Regions from separate parts of the Homo sapiens genome. Here all the other regions are linked to region 1. The links are chromatin loops, found by intact Hi-C in ENCODE. Cell type or tissue: PC-3. All regions are shown on one strand.

Evidence for each region. A loop is a pair of places that touch in the nucleus more often than their neighbours do. Peaks named below come from ENCODE experiments on the same cell type or tissue, not always from the same donor. Only the 100,000 strongest peaks of a DNase experiment are listed, where the experiment ranks them.
Region 2: it touches region 1 in a loop (15-fold over the local background); 35 of 110 quality-filtered maps call a loop at or near these places.
Region 3: a loop joins it to region 1, with 9 times the contacts of the local background. A loop is called at or near these places in 2 of 110 quality-filtered maps.

The regions. Positions count from the first base shown.
Region 1 is chrX:118,222,448-118,230,447 of GRCh38, forward strand. No RefSeq gene overlaps it. Among named protein-coding and RNA genes, the nearest start is that of KLHL13, 110 kb to the left of the region's middle. In PC-3, a CTCF peak has its summit at 3,774 (motif pointing left); a DNase peak (open chromatin) is centred at 3,024; H3K4me3 peaks cover 721 bases; H3K27ac peaks cover 1,187 bases.
Region 2 is chrX:117,993,810-118,001,809 of GRCh38, forward strand. The region is part of intron 2 of KLHL13 (kelch like family member 13); the gene reads right to left. Among named protein-coding and RNA genes, the nearest start is that of KLHL13, 120 kb to the right of the region's middle. In PC-3, a CTCF peak has its summit at 3,285; a DNase peak (open chromatin) is centred at 3,312.
Region 3 is chrX:118,062,608-118,070,607 of GRCh38, forward strand. All of the region lies in intron 1 of KLHL13 (kelch like family member 13), which reads right to left. Among named protein-coding and RNA genes, the nearest start is that of KLHL13, 50 kb to the right of the region's middle. In PC-3, no CTCF peak of the experiment used is centred here; a DNase peak (open chromatin) is centred at 4,524; H3K4me3 peaks cover 302 bases; H3K27ac peaks cover 2,856 bases.

The sequences.
Region 1 (8,000 bases):
TTTTAAGTATCAACTCCTTAGTCTGTCTTTCAAAGCCTTGGTTAAACTTTGCATTTACAAAGCTAATTTGTAAACCTAGCCTCTCCCTATTCTCACTCATGTAACCTCTGCACCAGCCAAACTGGACTACTGACAATCTACTGAAAATGTCTGGTATATACTCACTTCTGGATTCTAGCACATTTGATCCCCTCTGCCAGAAATGTCTTGCCTTTCCCATATCTATTTCTGTCAAATTCCATCCAGTCCCATATCAAATGTCACTTGTTCCATGAAGGCTTGCATTAATCCCTCATTGGAAATCAAATCTTTTCCCATCATAGTCTGTTTGCATTGTCTGTTTAATTATTACATGATTACCTAATTAAATGAGGTATAAACTTAATGGTAAAATTGTTCACAGAAAATAATGATTTGGTATAGTTCAGTGTAAAGATGGTATTAGATCAAAATTTTATTGAATATTTACCTGACATGCAACACTGTGATTTATTCTTGGAGCATTATATAAAGAATGGAATCTGGTCCCAAATTAAGTATCTCTGTACTTAACTTCTAATCACAGATTAGAATGATGGAAGGGAAAGCATGACATTATCAGTAAGCATTTACTGGGTGCCCACCAAAAAACGGGAATGCCCAAACGCTAGTCGTAACCATTTGCACAGACACAGTTTCTATCCCTCCAGAGCTTTCAAACTAAGCCTTAAAATACAGTTGTCCCTTAGTACCCATGAGGGATTGATTCCAGGACACCTACATATACCCAAATCCTTGCATACTCAAGTCCCACAGTTGGCCCTGTGGAACCACCATATAGGAAAAGTTGGTCCTCCTCAAAGGCAGTTTTGCATCCCAGAAATACTTTTGTTCCTCATTTGATTGAACAAAAAAGCCACATGTAAGTGGACTTTTGCCGTTCAAACCCCTGTTCTTCAAGGATCAACTGCAGATGCAGATGGACAGGCCCAGATAGACAACAAGTGTTTCTATTTCAAGAGTGAGCACATTTGACATGGGAAATCTTCTCATGATACAATATTAAGTTGAAAAAAGGACAGAATACTAAACTATATATATAATATGACCCTATATATAAACATGACCCTAGTTTTGTAAGAAAAAAGCAGTTTCTATATATAGAAAAAAAGAAAAAGGAATTACAAAAAAGTTAACAGTAGTTATTTCTAGGTGATAACATGAGAGATAATTTTTCTTTCTTTTAGTTTTTTGGTACCTCTAAAATTTTTATAATGTGCAGCTATATTTACATAATGAGGGAAAGATAATGATTTTTAAAGTATATTTAGAAAATTAAATCTCATGCCATATACCAAATGGATTAAATATTTGAATCTGAAGTACCAGAACCATAAAAATACTAGAATAAAACGTGGGCAATTTTTTTATAATTTCAGGGTGGGAAAGATCTAAGATGCCATATAACCCAGAAGCCATAAAAGCAAAGATTGATCAATTTGACTATATAATCTAAAAAAATTGTATCACAAAAAATCATTATCAGGAAATCAAAGACAAACTGGAAAAAATAGCAACACGCCCTACAGACAAACGGCCAGTTTCCTTAATATATAAAGGACCCCTACATATCAATAAAACTAAGGCCAAGAACCCAATTACAAATTAGACAATGGATAAATATAGATAATTCACTTAAAAAGGAAATAGCTATTTCTCTTAAACATATGAAATGTGTTCAGTCTCATAAATGTGCAAACTAAATCTAGAATATGTACAACTACAATATGTATCAGATAAAGAAAGATAAAAATAACACATTCTGTTGCAAGAGTGTGGGGAAATGGGCACCCTCATACATTGTTGATGGGATTAATAATTATTTTGATTGCAATAGAGACAATTTGGTAATTTCTATCAAAATTAAAAATATACCCACCCTTTGACCCAGCAATTTCCATTCAAGGGATTTAACCTACAGATATACTCCCATATATACAAAAAGACCTTTACAAAAATAGGCATTAGAGCAATGTTTGTAATAGCAAAAACTTTGAAACCATCTAGATGTCCGTCAACAAATTATGGCTCATCCATACATTGAATTGGGCATTTTTACATGTACTGATATGAACTACCTCCAAAATAATGCTAAATGAAAAAAGTTGAGTGTTGATGAGTGTATAAAGTATGTTATTATTTGTATTGTGTAAATGCTTAGAATGTCTTTGGAAAATAAATACAAGTTGGTGGTAGTTATTGCCCTGGGGAAGGAAATCGAATGGCTGTGATTAGAATAGAAGGACAACTTTTCACTTTTTGAGTTTTTTAAATGTATTTACTTATTTTTACTGCTTGGGATTTGCACCATATGCATGTATTTGTTATTCAAAACTTATTTAAAAGTGATGAAAGTTTAAAAATCCCTTAAAAAGTAGATATATGGGAGAGTAATAGTTTAAAATATCCATGTTCCAACAAGCTTTGGATCAGTGTATGAAAGCTTAAGCCGGCAGATAGAGGGCAAGGTCACTGATTTTTTGAATATAGAAAGAGAATGTTAAGCTATCAAAGTTAAACAATGATCTGAGAGCATCTGTAAGTTAGGAGAGAAGAAAACCCACATAGCCCTACAAATATAAAATAACATTCAACCAAGATTCATGAATAGAAAAAGAAGAAAACTTAAAAAGTTATACTGTACCTTAAGAAAGAATATAAGTATGTTACCTGAAAAAATCTCCTGACACTAATGACAGAGATATAATAAGAGGAATTAAGGAGGTAACAATAAAAATTCAACTTTCCATTGTATTGGGATACGATCACGTTATTAGAAGCTCTGGTCCAATTTTTTGATAGGGGATTCAAGCTCTGTCTATAACCAAGGGGAAGTCTTGGGCAATTTGTGGTCAGGTATGCCACAGAAGAATCAGTGACTACTTTTCTTCCCTGGGAATCGGCCCAGCACACACACACACACACACACACACACACACACACACACGCCCCACAGTTCAGCAAGAAGCCCTTTCCTTTTTTTGTTGTTGCTTTTATTTCTCACTGCTTTTCTGCTCTCTTGACGCCAATGCCATGCAGATGAGTCATCTGACAACATCATTGACTTTAACTTTTGTTATTTATGATCTTTATTACAGTCTTACCCTTCACTGCTCCACTAACAGACCCACCCATTTTGCCCCAGGAGCAAACCAAAAGAAATTTGATTTAAAAGGGAAACTGTAGTCAATCAGAGCCATGCTGATCCGTTTAAGAACAGTGAACAGACAGGATCTAGGGAAAATTACATAAACCTTCTAAATAAGTAAATTAAATATCACTCAAGACACAATGGCTTCTCTCAAATGAACACTAAGAAGGCAGCCAGAAACAGGTTTTAGGAAGAGCCACAAAAATGATCCAACTTAACGCAAAACCAGTAAAGCAAATTCCCTTGTGGTGGGTAGACTGCTGAGAAGCTTTCTGGGTGAGGTGTTATTCAAAAGTTCAAAAAGTACAGGGTAAGCCACAGGACACTGGGAAATACCCAGAATGCCCTCCGTGTGCCACCATAAGCTATTTAAAAGAGCTGGCTATATTTGGTCTCATGAGACCACAGACTAAGTCTAGATTTTCACACATATATTCCAAAACCAAGTCATATGAAATGTTTATTGTACCTTGTCTGCATTTTACATGTAAATTATCGTATGGTTTCTACAATGGTTTGCTTTTCAGTTTTATCAGGAATGCTACCTGAGTAGAAGGTTGAAGCAGAGTAGGAGCCTTGACATTGTCTCTCCTGACATCTAGTGGATGGATACCAGATACCACAGTAATTATAATATTTTCAAAGGATTAATTTTGAGTATGATGGATATTTCTCTCTCTCTGTCTTTCATATGCTTTTCAAAAATGATCAAAGTTTTTTTTAATCATGTTTAAAGGTAGAAAGCAAAACTAAACCCCTACTGAATTACACATACATACTGGTCTGTCATATCCACCCAACGTTTTTCTTTTTTTCTTCTTCTTTTTATTTCCTTTTCTTTCTTTCTTTCTTGAGACAGGATATCACTCTGTCACCCAGGCTGGAGTGCAATGGTATGATCTCAGCTCACTGCAGCCTCCGCCTTCTGGGTTCAAGTGATTCTCGTGCCTCAACCTCCAGAGTAGCTGGGATTATAGTCGTGCACCACCAAACCCGGCGAATTTTTGTATTTTTAGTAGAGACAGAGTTTCGCCATGTTGGCCAGGCTGGTCTCGAATTCCTGGCCACAAGCAATCCACCTGCCTTGGCCTCCCAAAGTGCTGGGATTACAGGTGTTCACCACCATGCCCGGCCTACAGCCATGTTTTTCTATTTTTCCTTAGGATGACCCCGTAATTCCACAGACTCACTTTTTGTAGGCATCCAAGACAGCAAGGCCTGGTGATGAAAAGCATGGATTCTGTATTCATTTTCTGTAGTTGATGGAGCAAACTATTACAAACTCAGTGGCTTAAAACAATACACATTTATTACCTTACACTTCTGAGGTCAGAAGTCCTAAAAAATCATGGTGTCAGTCCAGCTGCATTCCTTCTGGAAGCTCTAAGAGAAAATACAGTTTCTCACCCTTTCTGGCTTCTAGAGGCTGCCCACATTCCTTGGCTCCTGGCTCCATTTCTCCACCTTCATACTTCAGGATACATATCTTAGTCAGTGACCCAACCTTCAATGACACGACAGTATTTGTTTGTCTCGGATCAATGTCCAGCTTGCAATGATCAATTAAATTATAAGAACATTTCCGGGGGCAGAGGCATTGCTCTGCAAGAGAAAATGATCTTTAGCCCCTAGAAGATGTGTTTGTTACTCAATATTTTTTAGGTATATTGGGCATTATATAGGGGTTCAGGAAATCTGGCTCCTAATTCTAGATCTTTTATTTATCTGGGCACTTAGATGGAGTATACAGTGGTATATAAAGACACCCGGAGAATTACCACCTAATTTCCAATCTCCCCTAATTATTTATTTTCCCCAGCTTTATTGAGGTATAATTGACAAATTAAATTGTATATATTTAAGGTGTACAATGTGATGCTTTTCCCTAATTTTTTTTGTAGAGATAGTGTCTCGCTTTGTTGCCCAGGCTGGTCTTGAATTCCTGGACTGAAACAATTCTCCTGCTTTGTATTCCCAAAGTGCTGGGATTACAGGAGTGAGCCACCACATCCAGCCAATCTAATTATTTTTCAATACTTGAATTTGAAGGAGAAAAGGCAAGGTGCAAGAAGCCATTTATTCAACAAATGGAGGTAAGATAATATGAAAATAATTCTGGAAAAAGATGACATTGAACCCTAATGCAAATAATGAAATGACCTATGCTGGGTGCAGTGGCTCACACCATAATCCCAGTGCTTTGAGAGGCCAAGGCAGGAGGATCATTTGAAGCCTGGAGTTCCAAACTAGCCTAGGCCAGCATAGCGAGACCCTATTTTTACAAAAAAAAATGAAAAACTTAGGTGGGCATGGTGGCAATCACCTGCAGTCCCAGCTACTCAGGAGGCAGAAATGGTAGGATCTCTTGAGTCCGGGAATTTGAGGTTACAATGAGGTATGATTACACCACTGCACTCAAGCCTAGTTGAAAGAGTGAGACTCTGTCTCTAATAAATATATACATAATTTTGAAAAGAAAATGATCTATGTAAGATTCTTTCCTGCAAACGTATTTTGATAAGTCAGAGGAAGGAGACAGTGTGAATGCCTGAAAGGCTAAGGGCTTGAAGTTTTGATTGGGGAGAGGCCAGGAATACCCACGGCCAACAGTCTCCTTCATGAAAGTACAGACGGCTGGCTCACTGTGAGGAAATTTTTAAGATCTTTAGAAATGTTATGACAAATACAAAAACCTTTTGCTCCTGAGACAGTGACTCTGGAGATGAATGTTGTGCGAGGAGATATTTACTTGCCTCTTGAGGAAGTTCCTTTCACAAGACCCTTACCCCTCCATTGCACACCTTTTCAGTGAAATAGCACTAGAGATAAAAAAAAGAATGCTGTGCCCTTCAACCAAATGGGAAAGAAGTGTGGACTAGATTCATCCAATGGGGACCAGAGTGGCCACAGAGAGAGATAGCGTTTATGGCAAACTTGAAGAATAACAATCAGGAAGACCAAGTTAAGTTACCAGTCCCATTGTAAGAAAAAGTCAACTTCTGCAGGACAGGAAGCTCTCACTGAATAGAGCTTTTGGCAAGGCCTGACAAAACAAAAGCTGTCATCCCTACTGAAGTGAGGTCAACATGGAGATATGAGGAAGGGGCCATTTCACTTTTTCCTTGACATGTTATTCAGTAAGTATGTGTGAAAATGGTCTGAAAAGCAACATTCCTTCCCCAAAGCCTAATGCCTATCAAGACACCTGGGTCACAGCTTCCAAAGCACCAAGATATCTTTAGCCACCCCAAAGGAGAAAACTTCATTTTGTGCACAGTCTAAAAGGTTTGAGACCTGAGTTCTGGGATAACTTAAATGGGAGAAATTATGGTTTCCAGGTATCCAACACTTTTTTTTTTAATGGAGTCTCGATCTGTTGCCAGGCTGGAGTGCAGTGGCATGATCTCGGCTCACTGCAACCTCTGCCTCCCGGGTTCAAGCAATTCTCCTGACTCAGCCTCCTGAGTAGCTGGGACTACAGGCGCACCACGCCCAGCTTATTTTTATATTTTTAGTAGAGACTGGGTTTCACCATGTTGGCTAGGATGGTCTCGATCTTTTGACCTTGTGATCCCCCCGCCTCGGCCTCCTAGAGGGCTGGGATTACAGGCGTGAGCCATCATGCCTGGCCCCAGGTATCCAACTCTTTTATAGGCCAATAGTCAGGCCCATTAGTGTGAGAAGCCAATCAACACTGAATAGGCAGAATAGATTCAGTCTGCCCTATTTATTCCTCATCATGGCATTCATTATTTAGCAAACAACTACTTACAACTCTGCAGTCCAGGAATAGAGCTGGGCCTCTAAGCAATAAAGGTGAATAAATTGTTGTCAAGGGACATACATTCTAGGAGAGAAGGACAGACATCTACAAATGCAGTAAAAAAACAGTATGTGCTTTAAAAGCGGTGTGAATTATGTGCTATATCATGTTATGTAAAGCAGAGATGATTTCTGCCTTGGGAAGGAGGGGCTGGGAGAGACACAGGGAAGCTCAACTCGGAAGTTGATCTTGAGCTGAAACTGAAAGGTGGAAATACTCTGTCTGAACGTGGTTTATTCTCTTCTATTATTTAGCTATTTATTTCAGGGAATGTAGTTCTGGCCTAGCCCCATACCTGGACCACTCTGCCACACACACACATATTTGGTCGGTTCTCCTCCCCTTAGTCTGTTCCACCGACTAACTGTTACTGCCAGCTTCCCAGGCTCTCATCCCCCTCATGCTTCCTCTATCTATTTATTGGTGCTTAAAATCACCTGTTGCAACAGTAATCCTTTGGGAATTAGGGTGACACATGAAGCAAGCTGTTTATGCCAACTCACAACACTCCCCTCTGACAAGATACTGTCTTGCATCAAACAAACTTTCTATGACTGAAGATAAGTTGATAATGACAGAGTCCAAATTTAAAGGAGCAACAACTGCCCCTCCTCCCCCTCAAAAAAAAGAAAAAAAAGAGAAGAGAGGAAAATTTCTTGCCCCATTCTAGACACAGAAGCCTGTAAAAACTGAGTAAGGATAAAAAATACCCTTCTACAGTTTGAGATGCCCAAGGGAAGAGTAACAGTTTAGTTGAGTGGCAAGTACATATGATAAATACTTAAGTAAACATCACTTCATGCTACAAAATGTCTGGTTTATTTATCTATTTACTTATTTATTTATTTTTAACTTATTTATACACTGTACTGCACTTGCTTCTGAAAAGATTTGATACAATTTATAGTTTTTAAAGTGCATGGATACATGTACCAAAGATGATGAAAATAAAGCTATAACTTACATACATCAAATCTCTAATAGAGA
Region 2 (8,000 bases), 230 kb before region 1:
CACTGCAACCTCTGCCTCCTGGGTTCAAGCAATTCTCCTGCCTCAGCCTCCTGAGTAGCTGGGATTACAGGCATGTGCCACCACGCCCGGCTAATTTTGTATTTGTAGTAGAGACGGGGTTTCTCCATGTTGGTCAGGCTGGTCTCGAACTCCCGACCTCAGATGATCCACCCACCTCGGCCTCCCAAAGTGCTGGGATTACAGGCGTGAGCCACCACGCCCGGCCTGCTGCATTTATTAAGTAATTTTTCTCCCTGTTTCTAATTTCAAAAGCAAATTTTGCTCTAAAATGGTTTCCCACCAACTCCCATCTTTCCATCAACCACGAATGCCAATATTAAGTTGGGGTTTTGTTTGCACTTGTACATAGAGTTTAGTTTAATTTCTTCCTATATATCCTAGCATCTTCCTCCCTCCCCCTCTTCCTTCTTTCCTTCTTCCCTTCCTTCCTTCCCATTTTTAGTGACAGGGTCTTGTTCTGTCACCCAGGCTGGAGTGCAGTAGTGTGATTATAGGTGACTGCAGCCTCGAACTCCTGGGCTCAAGTGATCCTCCCACCTTAGTCTTCTGAGTAGCTGAGACTACAGGTGCTTGCCACAATGCCCACTAATTTTTTTATTTTTTTAGAGATGGGGTCTCGCTATGTTGCCCAGGCTGGTCTTGAACTCCAGGTCTCAAGCAATCCTCCATCCTCGGTTTCCCAAAGTGCTGGGATTACAGGCATGAGCCACTACACCCAGAAGCCTATTCTAGCATTTTCTGAAATGGTACTGGTAATCAAACCAAACAGGTACCTGGTCTTGGCCTCAGTCTGTTTGTCCTCTGTTCCAGTCTCACTGGGCACATTCAGCTTCTTCCTTGAATTATTTATAGATTTGGCTTATCACCTTTAGGTTGGAAGTTTTTCCTAAGGCAAAAGTCACATCTCGTTCAACTTTCATAAACAGCAACTAGTGTCTAATATGTTCTCACTAAAAATTGGCCAGGCACAGTGGCTCACGCCTGTAATCCCAACACTTTGGGAAGCTGAAGTGGGAAGAGTTCAAGACTAGCCTGGACAACATAGTGAGACTTCATCTGTATAAAAAATAAAAAATAAAAATAGCAAGGAGTAGTGGTACATGCCTGTGAGGGACGCTGAGGTGGGAGGATCACTTGAGTCATAGAGTTCAAGGCTGCAATGAGCTATGATGGTGCCACTGCACTCCAGCCTGGGCAATAGAGCGAGACTCTGTCTCTAAAACAATAATAATTATAATAATAACATAATAAAAATTAAAGTTAGTTGGCTTGAACATAAAACAAAATGTCTCTTTGAAGCTGCCATTTTTCATTCATTTGTGAACTGCCTTCATGTGTCATATCAGTACCATCTTATTTTTTCTTTAAAACTTACATTTATCTTTAAAGGAAAACTTATTACTGCAAATAGGAAACTAATAATTTCTCATAAAAAGAAGACAATTGTAAAAATACATACTTAACTCCTGTAATAAGAAATGCTTATGCACAACCTAACATCATCCTATTCCCCATAAAATGTCACACATACCACACTACTGGGTAAGTCTTATTTTTTCCATACTGAGGTGAAATCCACATAAGATAAAAGTAGTGATTTTTTTTTAATTTTTTATTTTACTTTAAGTTCCAGGATACATGTGCAGAATGTGCAGGTTTGTTACATAAGTATACATGTGCCATGGTGGTTTGCTGCACCTATCAAGTAAACAATTCAGTGGCATTCAGTGCATTCAGAATGTTGCGCAACCACCCCCTTCTATCTTGTTGTGAAACATTTTAATCAACTCCAAAATAAAACCCATACCCATTAAGCAGTTGCTCCCCATTCTCTCCTCCCTGCCCCTAGCCCCTTGCATCTGCATTCTGTCACTATGGATTTATCTATTTTAGTATTTCACATAAATTGAATCATATAGTATCTAATCATTTGTGCTTGGCTCCTTTCACTAACATAATATTTTGGAGGCTCATCCACCATTTACTAGTATATTAGAAGTACTGATACTTCTAATATACTATATGGCTGAGTATTCCATTATATGTACATACCACAATTTATTTACCCATCCATCAGTTAATGGGCATTTGAGCTCTTTCCACCTTTGGGTATTGTGAATAGTCCCTCCCTGCACATGGGTGTACATTTGTTTGAGTACTAGTTTTTAATTTGGGGGGATATGCACCTAGGAGTTTCTGAATTTCTGGGTGAACATATGATAACTCTATGTTCAACTTTTTAAGGAACCTCTCAGGTGGACTTTGTATAGCACACTTTGTGTTTCAAAAAAGCACAGGATTGAAAGGTTTCACACCAGAATGTGTGTCTCTACACATCTGACATACAAGGAAAGAGGTTCATTCTCATCATACTTATGAAAATACAAATTTCAAATACTTTCATCAAATTTGTGTGATAGTTGTTTTCTTTGCAGTTGGTCCTTCTGTAACAGTAGCAGATGATTCAGACAGTTTGCTAAATTTGGTCTTCAAGTTTGTCTAAAGCTACATGACTAACTTCATCAAAATCATCCCCTAATAAGATTTCCCTCACAGTCTGCACCTTTACATTTTAAAAATTCAATTTTTATCCATTGATCCATACTGACCTCAACAACAAAACAAAAAAAGAGCATAGAACCGATTCCAATTTGCAATTATGTATGTTATAAATACTTTGTATATTTAAATACTACTATTTTCTGGTAGAGTGTTGCTGTATCTATGAAAAGAATGCAGCAATACATTCTTGGGCATGCCTGAACACTGCACCAGTAATTCACTTGGTCTGGGTGAGGTGTTTTTACCTGCATAGTCTTAACTTCAGTAGTATCTAAGAAATGACAAGTGTGATATACCAGGCTTTTTTTCCTAATCAGCGTTAAAATAAGTAACAAATATATTCAAATTGTGTTAGTCTGTCTATTTCTACGGGTACATATACCACCAGTAGCACGCACATAATACTTCAGAAAACACTGATCAAATCATAGCCTATTTAAAAAAAAAAAAAAAGCTACATGTGCTATGCTCACATATTATTTGCCAAAGAAACAGGACATTTCCATCTCATCTGCAAAAAGATAAAGTATGGATTCATCACAAAATATTCAAAACTAAAGAAGGGTTCCTAATAAATCTGAAGACTCATCCATCTTGACTTTCTAAGATAAAAAATTAAGTGTCTTTGGTGGGCATCTCATAGAATCCAAGCTATAAAGACAAATGCTTTCGGGAAGACTCATACTCACTTGCACTTTGCAACATCTTCCACTGGGAGATGCACTCATCCTGTGATTTGACAGGATACTTTGCATTCAAAGCGTAACCACCTCTAATTTAAATAGTATGCTACATTTTTTCATAAAGTATGCCATCTCCTAGAAGCCTACTGACACACTCTCTTATGGAAAAAAAAAAAGAGACTGAGTCATCAATTTTTAAACAAAACGTTTCCCTTTTTAAATATAGAGATTATCATATATTTACTCTAGTTCTCAGGTGAAAAGTGTTCAACCATCTTTTAAAATGTAGGTATCCATGAATGAATATGAAAATAGAAAATACCTGAAAAGCAACATAATGTTCTATCTTGTAGATTTTACTGCCACTGAGTTTTCACACATAACTGGAGGTAAGTTTCAATTAAAAATAAAACAAATGAACAAAAATCTGTCTTCAAGCAAAATATTTTGAAATCAGTCTAAGACATAAAATAATTTAAGAATATAAGGATGAATGTAAAGATTCAATATGAGAATATATGTAAAGTACGTATTGCAAGGCTCATTTGTGCCACAAACATTTAATAAATTGCAGGTAAGGTCCTTCAAGGTCAGATGATTCTCCTTGGAAATAATCCATGAATCCTCAGACCACAATTAAATTCTAATTTTCAGGGCTCCTGTTTCCTCATTTGTTCCCCTATTTTAGCACCCAGCACATTCAGTCTTGTCTAATAATTCTATGTATTGATGTATCTATTTTACTAGTTTGTAAGTACCCCTGAAGGCACCCACAAAGCTCTTAAAATAAAACATAATTGAACATTTGAAAACATAGAAGAGAAAACTATTTAATAAACACAAGTAATATCACCACTTTGTATGGTACTCTACTAATTACAAAGCACTTTCATGTCCTTGATTTCATTAATTTATGATCTTTTATATCGCTGCCTCACCAAGACAGAAATTGAGACGCAGGGAAGCCAAAAGCAATGCTGGGGTTGGAAACTAAGTGTATGAAGGCAAATAGATGGAGAAGGAGAGAAGAGTGAGAACTCACAGTTAAGGTGGTGGGACATGAAGATAGAGAAAGAGAGACAAATACATAGGTACACAGAAACCCCATGGGAAGAACAGCTAAACTTCATTGGATTTTGAGACATTTCCCTAAAAGATATTTGAATTTTTTCAACTACAGATACAACGATATCATCTCTGAAGAATTGGCTTGCCAGTGATACATGGTGGCTCAGAGAGATCTTTAATTGGTTGCAACTGTCTGGGTCTACTCAGGAGAGAGAAACCGCATAGTAATTTGAACAGGGAGAGTTGTACATAAGAAATTATTAACTATGACAGAGGGTTGGAATAACAGGAAATTGGAGTAATGAGAAATTGGCTAGTAATAAGTAAAGAGATTCTAAAAAAAAACACAAGAATCAAAGAATCACAGATATCAGGAGCAACTACCCCTAGGGCTGAGAAAGAGCACCAAAGAAAGTGACTTCTGCTCAAGGCTGAGATCCAGACATTATTGGAGAGGGCACAGCCACAGCACAATGAAGGGTAGAGAAGCTGCTGTGGTGCTCATTAGCTGGAATCTGTCAGAAACCCACCCTTTGTGACATGCTCAAAATACACCTTCTGGAAAGTGTCCTACCAGAAATACTCTGCTATAAAACTGTCTCTGGGGGCACCATGAGAAGCTACTGACCACTGGGTAAAGAAGCTGAGCACTGGTGAAGATGCTCAAAAAACAGCCTGCTGAGCAAGCACACAGGGAACCATGAAGCAAAACCATATAAATGCTATGTAAATTATACATATTATATATAACAACTATATAAATATATAAATTTTATATAAACAACTATATGAACATATAAATACTATACAAGTTTGTACCATATAATTATTCCTCAAAATTATGATTTGATATGTTAAAGTGGTCACCATTGTCAAAGTACTTCCTTCCTGATGTGCCTTTCCAGCACCCTCTACTGACAAAACTTCAGTGTCAGGTGGTAATGGAAGCAACCATTCAAAAGGTTCAAAACAAAAAAAAGATAAAAACAAAAGGTTCCTCAGGGATCTAGAACTAGAAATACCATTTGACCCAGCCATCCCATTATTGGGTATATACCCAAAGGATTATAAATCATGCTGCTATAAAGACGCATGCACACGTATGCTTATTGCGGCACTACTCACAATAGCAAAGACTTGGAACCAACCCAAATGTCCAACAATGAGAGACTGGATTAAGAAAATGTGGTACATATACACCATGGAATACTATGCAGCCATAAAAAAGGATGAGTTCATGTCCTTTGTAGGGACATGGATGAAGCTAGAAACCATCATTCTCAGCAAACTATCACAAGGACATAAAACCAAATACCGCATGTTCTCACTCATAGGTGGGAATTGAACAATGAGAACACATGGACACAGGAAGGGGAACATCACACACCAGGGCCTGCTGGGGGGTGGGGAGATGGGGGAGGGATAGCATTAGGATATATACCTAATGTAAATGACGAGTTAATGGGTGCAGCACACCAACATGGCACATGTATACATATGCAACAAACCTGCACATTGTGCACATGTACCCTAAAACTTAAAGTATAATTTAAAAAATCTATTAAAAATAAATAAATAAATAAATAAATAGAAAACAAAAGGTTCAGGTCCATTTTCACAGAGCAGGCAACACATGGTGAATCTGAAGCTGAGGGCCAATAAATAAATAACTGGCACATAGAACGGAGAAATACTGTTTTTAAGCAAGAGCCAAATTATAGCCCAGTTAGGTCAAATAATTGTTTTACCAAGTCTACTTTCTAGACAAATTTACTAGGACAAGAATTGTGCAGCTGTGTTGTTTTGATTCTATTAGTTCATACTACATAACTTCTTCTTTAAGATTATTATTTTATATGCTAATGTGATCTTCATTGTCAAAGTACTTCCATAGCTCCTAACTCATTTCATACTTGTGAGATGGGAACTGTTAACCCCATCTGATGGATAGAAACCTAAGCTACAAATGCCAAAGATTAATCAGTTAACCTAAGTGCACATAGGTATTTACTATTGCCCTTACCCAAAACAGACCAATCTCCTCACTAATCTATTTGGCCAAACAAATGCAGCCGGGAGGACTTGTCAAGCTAGAACCCATCCCTATCACAGAATCCTAATCCATCACTGGGAATTGTGGATGGATTCAGGCTGCAACCTTCTCTCCTGCCCCAGCGTCCTAAAATTGCTACAAGATAAACTTAATTTCAATCTACTTTGATTAAAAGTATATTTGGAGATTTTTACAACATCCAAAGATTATAACCAACAGCAATGTATTTCCTTGCAAACAAAATAGAGAGGAAAATTATTATTGGCTAGGGATGAGTGTAACAGTAATGTTATACTCACTTCAATAGCTTTCAAGAGCTGTTTCCCAAGTTTTGGATTTTGTGGACCAATGAAATTTCAAAAACATTTTGGGGTCCTACATAGGATACTCAACTTTATTTTACAAAGTAAGGACATTTTAAAAGGCAACCCCTTATCCACAATTTCAAAATTCAAACACTTGGAAATCAATTTTTTCTTGCCTGTAACTCATTTGGCAGCAAAATCTGAACTGATATGAACTCATCTGGCAGTCAAGCTTGACCTGAACTGACATGAGGCTATTCACAGGCTTTTTCTCTCACTTAGTATAAATATTCTTATATTTCACTGCAGTAACATTACTGTAACTGATTATGGGGTGTCACCTCAAACCCTGCTGGGGCTGTTATGTAATATAGGATATACAGACTGCTACCTTTCTAAAATCCAAAAAGAATGTAAGTTCTGAAACATATCTTGTCTCAAGGGTTTCATATAAAGATACAGATACAGTCCTTGATTAACATCGTAAATTTAATTTCATTAAATTAAGGACAAAAGAGCATTTGAACAAGCAAAAAGTGTAAAGAACAATCTCAGAATAAAGGATGGTCCTTTGTAATCAATAAAGTTAGCTTTCTGGTAGATAATCACTACACTGTTGTTTCTCATACATCACTGCAGACCTGTGACAATATCCATAACAAACCAGCTTCCATGAACTAACTGGCATCTGGGAACCACTGCCATTAGAAAACTTTCTACTCAGATGGCTTCAAACTCAAAAGATGACCTTTGGAAACTTTTCGTAGTCTGGGGCAGGACTATCGTAATAGGACCCCAACGAGTTAAGATATTCTATGGCTCCTGCAGGCCATGGATAGATGATATTTAAGCAGCAAAAGAGCCAATGTGATATCCATCCAACAACAAAATTTTTCATTGTTTTCTCCTTGAACTGCTTAAAGTGAACAAATCAGAAAGTACCTACAACTCTAATCCAAATCTAACTGAAAAGATTCTACGATTTTTAAAGAACTAATGCAATTGAATGAACATGAGTATACAAGGCTAAATCCTGATTGTCAGAACACTGGACAAGATGGAAGAAAAAGCCACCAGTAGGGTCAGGTATGGTGGCTCACACCTGTAATCCCAGCATTTTGGGAGGCTGAGGCAGGTGGATTGCTGGAGCTCTGGAGTTCGAGACCAGCCTCAGCAACATGATGAAACCGTGTCTCTACCAAAAATACGAAAAATTAGCTGGGCATGGTGGCACATGCCTGTGGTCTCAGCTACTCAGGAGGCTGAAGTGGGAGGATCACTTGAGCCTGGGAGGCAGAGGTTGCAGTG
Region 3 (8,000 bases), 160 kb before region 1:
CCCTCACAGTCATATCCTGAAATACGTACAGTTTCACTATAAATTATATTTATTTATTCTTTATATTATAATCATGGTATTGATTTTGTTATATGTATATAAGTAGGTCACACTATCTATGAATTCTATTTCCCACTAATTAAACAAACTGCTACAAAATGTTTAAAAGGGTAAGGTCAACGTCTGACAGGGTTGAAAGCCACATATGGTGACTTACAGAGACCTGAACCAGGAGAACACAGAAACTGTCCCTGAATCTGGTGAAAAGGAAAAGGAAAATGCTCTTTTCTACTGGTCCTCTGACTAAACAGCAAACAGAACTAAGAAACTGTAGCCAAGAAATTGGAAGCAAAGAATAAGTAAAAGAAAAAAATAGAGAAGTGGTTTATAAGAAACCAAATAATTAACTGAATATGCAAAACTGACTGCCGGTAGTGCTTTCAGATCTAACCTAGCAGCAGCCTAGCATTGGGGTTAAGGGATGATCTAAATAGATATGCAGAGAGACTAGTTAGAATTTCAATCGTGAAAGACTGCCAATAAGCTGGATTTCACTAATAGGTCAATTAATTAAATCCATAAACCATGCTCACCACTACAGTAAAATTTGGTTGTACATCAATGAACCTGTATATGTGCTGTACTTTAGAGGAGTGGAAAAAGGGAATCAAGAAGTTAGAGCGAATAAAAGGTCAAAAGATCACAATACCAAGAGTTTAGCTTCAGAAGAAGAAAACTGTGTCACTAATAAGCTCCCATCCTGTCTCAAAGCTTACCAATGAGAAAAACATTAGAGGTACTGAAATGAACTACAGAGGACAATTGGTTCAACCCATTAACTCTAAGTGGGCTTCATTTCCCCTACACTGGGCCAATATCTGGGCCAGTAACTCAGGGTTACTTTTAATTAGGTACTTTCAGAACAGAAATGCTGAGAGCAGTTTGGTCAAAACTCTTTTATGTTTGATGCTTAAAGTATGTCATGCTATATTAGTTTGTCCCTAGAAAAGATAGCTTGTAAAGGAATAGCCAAACTATTAAAGAACTAAAATAGCATGATTTTGGTTGCTCCTTTTATGCCCTAAAGGGTAGCAGCAATGTGAACTCTGGAGCATCTAGCTCATCCTCATCTCAAATTCCTCTATTTCAAAAAGGTCATTGTGAATTCTTAATAAAGAATTAAGCTAGATTTACTTTATATCAAATTAATTTTAAGTCATGAGCCACATTTGATCAGACTACTTACAAAGAGAGCACAGTCTTATCTTTTGCTAAAGTCTTAATGCATATTCTTCACCATGCAGAGACAAAAATTATTATAGTTATTTTAGCAATTACACCCTAGCAGCTGTTATATATTTTTTTCCGACTAAGTCTGAAGTTACAATAAACCAAATAATTGTTCATTTTAATTGTATTGGACAAGGCCATTTAGGTTGATAAATTAGAAGGTAAACCATCATTAACTCACAGGTAAAATTCACAAATATTTGAAGGATAGTTTTTCCTCTATATCATCAATACCAGACAACTTAAACTTGTTTTATGTAACTATTACATAAAGCATTTATGTTACAAAATTTGTCTTTAACAATAATTTCTAAAGCATATATATTTTCTGATTTTTCACTTAAAAATGTGTTTTTGAAAAATAACAGGTTTCAAGTGAATAAACATGGAAAGCTTAAAATACTGCCTTATACTATTTAGCCAGTCTTTGCTTTCCTCTTCTTGTTTGTTCAGACTAAAAAAGAAAGGTCAGCTTTCCCTTTTTCCCTCCAATTCCCAATTTAGCATGCATTAAGGTTTAGAATATAAGGTTAAAAAACATTTCTCTCCAAACTGAAGAAGCCACTGCTATTTTAAAATATTGATTTATCACTGTAATGACCTCTAAAAAATCCATGTGCTTAAGTGACTAACATTAGGTAACTGACATGACTCTCTTTTTGCTCCAGATATGGAGAAATGATTATCATATGTTTGACACTGAGACTGTCTTAAGCACACAGACAAGAAAATGAACTGAATAGCTTCTGTATAGTCCTACTTATAGCCTCTTTTAGAAAAGTTTAATAAATATACTTTCATACCCCCAAACAGTAGAGTGAAGAGAGAAGAAACTGTAGAGTCACACAGACTTGAGCTTAAATGCTAGCCTCACTACATATTTGCTAGCTGTTTTCTGTGTGTTTTAATTTCTTCACTGCTTCTAGGATAACAACGCCTACTTCTCAAAGGGTGGCTATAAGGTCTGAATGAAATAAAATATGTTAACTGACTGACTAGGCAGAAACACAATAAATGTTGGGTCTCATATCTTCCCTTCCCTACAACTTGGAATTTTAATATATCTAAATGAAAACTCTTCAGAGGTAAATTTGTAATGCATGTCTAATATTTTAAATATTAATTTTCTTTAGCCTATAACACCTTCAACTGCTGGATCGACAAGACGTTCACTATGTGGATGACTACCACCTTTGAAAATAAAGAGTACTCTGTGGTCAATATATTTGACTAAATTTGTTATATAAGCTTAATTATTTTTAACATGAAAGTAATAAAAGAATAGTCATCCTTTGATGTCAGTGTGACTTTTCTAGTTTTGTAATCCTTAACTCAGTCTTTTTTAATATACAATGAACTTTTTATAAACTTCTACATTCTGAAAACCAAATTAATTAAAATTCATTTTAAAAGGTAAATGTATACCAACCAGCATTTTGTGAACTTGCAGTAGACCCAGCACCCTTCTCAGTCTCTGAGAACTGCATACCATCTACCCACAAGGCAAACATGGGTTGTTCTTTCCAATCTAACTACCTTTGGGCCATGCTGATTAGACCAGAAGTGGAACTTGTCCTAAACTAATTATATATACTATCTCTCCTGGGAATTGGAGCAGAGCAATTCTAGTCTGGCCAGAAGTAATCCCAGGGTCTCAGGGCAGTCATATGCACAGAGAAATCAGAGAAAGCCAGTCTTCAGAAAGACAGAGGTGTAAAGGACTCACATAAAAAGAAACAGAGCCAACGTAGCCTGGAACACAAATGATACAAGAAGCAAGAATAGCTTCCAAAGTTACTGAGCCCTTCTAGCTTCCTGCCCTTGGCCTCCCTAGGCTCCATTAGGCTAGAGCAAGCTCCAGTGTGTTTCTGCTACATAGAAGTAAAAGAAACTCAACTAAGACAGGAATAGGTAATGAAACACAAATACGGAAGAGTTATAGCTCCTCCAGGGCTGGACATCGCTATTTTAATAGATACTAAAATTCTACAGTATCACAATAAGTTCCTTCTATTACTCCATTTACTGTTTTTTTTCTGACAACATAGCTGATAGTATATTATCTAAAAATTTGTAAAGTCATAACAAAAATTAAACTGTGCTTAGAGAAAAACCAAGTAGAATTGTTACAAAGCAGACAGAAAAGGGTAATGACAGGTAATATTTATTTAGTAGTGGAGGTGGTGAAGATTGTGAGTTCCAATTCAGGAAGATAGTTAAGCCAGTATGCTTTTTAAATTATCTGGAACCAGTCATGAGACATGAAATCTGTTTAGTGGGTCAGGACAAGTGTTTATTTTTAATGAAACAGAACTACAGGGGTAAAATAGTAAAAATAAATATTGGTAAGTATTCTTTCATGAAACGATTTGCTCCAGATACTACACACTTTTAAGTCACTAAATTATGAAATCAACTATAGTTCTAACTTCTGGCCAGGGTCAAAAGAGCTTAAATGTCACTAACAATCCCATGCTTCCAAAATACCAACTGGAGGCAATAACTCCTAGTAACACATTTTCATAACATATTTATTTTATGAGTTAAACAAATAAAAGTATTCCTAGCAAATAAATCTTATTTGCTTTAAGTTAACTCAAAGTGGATCACAGATCTAAATATAAAACCCAAAAATATACAACTTCTGGAAGAAAAGATAGAAGAAAATCTTCAGGATTTTAGGTTAGGCAAAGATCTTGTAGCTATGAAAAACATGATCTACGAAAGAGAAACCTGACAAAATGATCTTTATCAAATTACAATATTTTGTTCTGAGAAAGACTACCAAGAAAATGAAAGGACAAACCACAAACCAGGAAGAAAAATTGCAACCCACACATCTGATGAAAGATTTACATCCAGAATCAATAAAAAAATTACAACTCTACAATGAAAGAAAATCTAGTTTTTTTCCTTAATGGGCAAAAATCTGAACACATACTCAAAGATATATGGAATAACAAATAAATATATGGAAAGATGCTCAAAATCATTAGTCATTAAGGTACGTGCCCATGAACACAATGAGACAATTCTTTATTCTTCCCATTGGTATATACATAGAGAGTTTCCAATAGTTTCTCATTGTAAGTACAGTCATGCATCACTTAACAATGGGGATAGGTACTCAGAAATGTGTCATTAGGTGATTTCATCATTATGCAAACATCATAGAATACACTTACACAAACCTAGATGATATAGCCTATTATATACCCAGGTTATACGGTATAGCCTATTGTTCACAGGCTACAAACCTCTAATGCATGTGACTGTACTGAATACTGTAGGCAACTGTAACATAATAGTCAGTATTTGTGTATCTAAGCATATCTAAACTTAGAAAAGGTGCAGTAAAAATACAGTATAAAAGATAAAAAATGGTACACCTGTATAGGGCACTTAGCATGAATGGAACCTGCAGGACTGGAAGTTGGTTGCTCTGAGTGAGTCAGTAAGTGAGTGGTAAGTGAATGTGAAGGCCTAGGACATTACTGTATACTGTTGTAGACTTTATCAACACTGTACACTTAGGTAAACTAAATTTATAAAAAAATTTCTCTTTCTTCAATAATAACCTTAGCTTACTGTAACTTTTTTTATATGCTTTTAAATTTTTTTTAACTTTTTGCCTCTTTTGTAATAACTTAGCTTAAAACACATTATACAGCTGTAAAAAATATTGTATTTCTTTATATCCTTATTCTATAATCCTTATTCAATTTTTACTTTTATTTTACTTTTTAAACTTTTTTTTAACTAAGACACAAGCACATAGGCCTACACAGGGTCAGGATCATAAATACCACTGTCTTCCACCTCCACATCGCATCCCACTGGAAGGTCTTCAGGGGCAATAACGTGCATGGAGCTGTCATCTCCTATGATGATAATGCCTTCTTCTGGAATACCTTCCGAAGGACCTGCCTGAAGCTGTTTACAGTTAGGTTTTTGTATACATAGAAGGAATATACTCTAAAATAACAATAGAAAGTATAGTAAATATATAAACCAGTAACACAGTCATTTATTATCAAGTATTATGTACTATATATATAACAGTATTGCTATACCTTTATACCACTAGAAGCAGCACAGTGGGGTCGTTTACACCAGCATCACCACAAACACGTGAAGAATGCTTTGCACTACAACATTAGGAGGGATCTGACTTCACTAGGCAATAGGAATTTTTCAGCTCCGTTATAATCATATGGGACCACAATTTCGTAGGCAGTTAATCACTGGCCGAAAGGTTATGTGACACATGACTATAATATCGCATTCTTATTTACACATCTCTGCACACACACAATTTCTGTTGGATCCAGCCTTCAGAACAGTATCACTAGAAAAGCACAATGGGTAGAGAGGAAGATGGCCGACTAGAAGCCCCTAGCCCTCCTCCCTTCCATAAAGACAAGCAAAACAACAAATAAACAGCTATATTTTAATGAAAATAACTAATGGAGAACACCAGGGTGCGTCAAAGGAGTAACACAAACCTTGGTGAGCACAGAAACTCAGGAGAGTCACATAAAGAACGGAAGGAAATACTAGGACTCCATCACCCCATCCCCCATGTGAGATAACCTGGGAACCAGAAGGAACTTCTCTCTATGGTGCAAAGGTAGGCAAGAGGATCCCAGCAGCCCCCATCAACCCTTTGGATACCTACAATCCTCACTACTGGGGTCCCCTGCAGTCCTCACTAGCATTAAGCTCAGCTGAGGGAGCTGCCTAGAGACCACAAAGCTGTGCTCCCCCCACAGATAAGAAGCCAACACTGTGCCCCACCCCAAGTGGCCCACAGGGCTACTGCACTGAGAGCTAATGCTAGAGTATGTCTTGCCCCAGGATGAGTACGAGTAGTCACAGCACATCTTCTTCCCTGAGACTAAACTGCCCTCAAACCACCCCTGCTTAGTGGCCCTATATCCTCAAGTCCAGCTGTGAACAACTGTCCCTTCCCTGTGGGGCCAAGAAATGGTGGAACTGCTCCACCCACTCCTTCCCCCATCCCCTCAGGCAGAGTTGAGGCTGCGCAGTCCCTCCTGGGGAACCCATACTTTGGCAGAACAGCTCCATCTTCTCCCAGCCATGCCTGCACCCTGCCCCTAGGGACCTGAGCTGAATCTGCACTCTGCTGCTGAGCAAACAGCGCTTTGGTGGAGCCCTGCATCCTGGTGAAAACAGGGCCATCCAGAAGAGTCACACACACACACACACACACACACACACACACACACACCCTCACCTGAACTGAAACTGAAAATTGCCCCCTTGGGAGTTGGTGCCTTTGCTGAGCTGAGCAGCTGCACATCCCTTCAGGAGGTATTCCAGAAAAAAAGCATTGTTACCATAGGAAATGACAGCTCCATGCACGTTATTGCCCTGAAGACCTTCCAGTGAGATAAGATGTGTAAGTGGAAGGCAGTGAAATTGATTATCCTAACCCTGTGTAGGCCCAGGCTGATGTATATGCTTGTGTCTTCGTTTTTAACAAAAAAAAGTTTAAAATGTAAAAAAAAAAAAAAAAAAAACAATTTTAAAAATAGAAAAAGGCATATATATGGTAAAAGCCAAGACTTCACCATTATACAATATACCCATGTACCAAAATTGAACTTGTACCCCTTACATTTATACAAATAAAAAACAATATTAATTCTTCCAGTTCATGAAAAAAGAAAAATGCTTATATAAAGAAATTATATGTATATATGTACGGATATAAAAAAAGAATTTTTGTATAGCTGTGCAATATGTTTTTGTTTCAAGCTAAGTGTTATTACAAAAGAGGCAAAAAGTTTTAAAAAATTAAAAAGTGTACAAAGTAAAAAGTTACAGTAAGTTAAGGCTAATTTATTACCAAAGAAAAAATATTTTTTATAAATTTAGTAAAGCCTAAATGTATAGTGTTTATAAAGTCTATAGTAGTGTACAATAATATCCTAGGCATTCACATTCTCTTCTCACTGACTGACACCCATAACAACTTTCAGTCCTGCAAGCTCCATTCATGATAAATGCCCTATGCAGGTGTACCATTTTTTATCTTTTATACCATATTTTACCATACCTTTTATATGCTTAGATATATTTAGATACACAAATACAGATCATTATGTTTCAACTACCTATAGTATTCAGTACAGTCACATGCATTACAGGTTTGTAGCCTGTGAGCAACAGGCTATACCATATAGCCTAGGTGTGTAGTAGGCTATACCACATACGTTTGTGTAAGTACACTCCATGATATTCACACAATGACAAAATTGCCTAAGGATGCATTTCTCAGAATGTATACCTGTCGTTAAGTGATGAAGGCTGTGTAAGCATTTAAGGCTACAAATTTTCCTGTAAGTTTTGCTTACGCTGCACCTCACACGTTTTGCTATGCAGTGTTTGTTATTGCTCAGTTTTAAGTAGTTTACATTTCTATTAGGATTTCTTTCACCCCATGTGTTGTTTAAAAATGTTTTTCAATATCCATACATGGCTATTTTTAGTTGTTTCATATTTTTAGCATAATTGCACAGTAACCAGAGAATATACTCTAATTTTCAGTCCTTTCACTAGTTGTTGAGACTTGTTTGATGGCCTAGTATATGGTCAATTTTAATAAATGTTCTGTCCATACTTGTGATAAGACATTTTCTCCACTTGCTGAAATATTCTATGTATACTCAATAAATTAAGCTTGA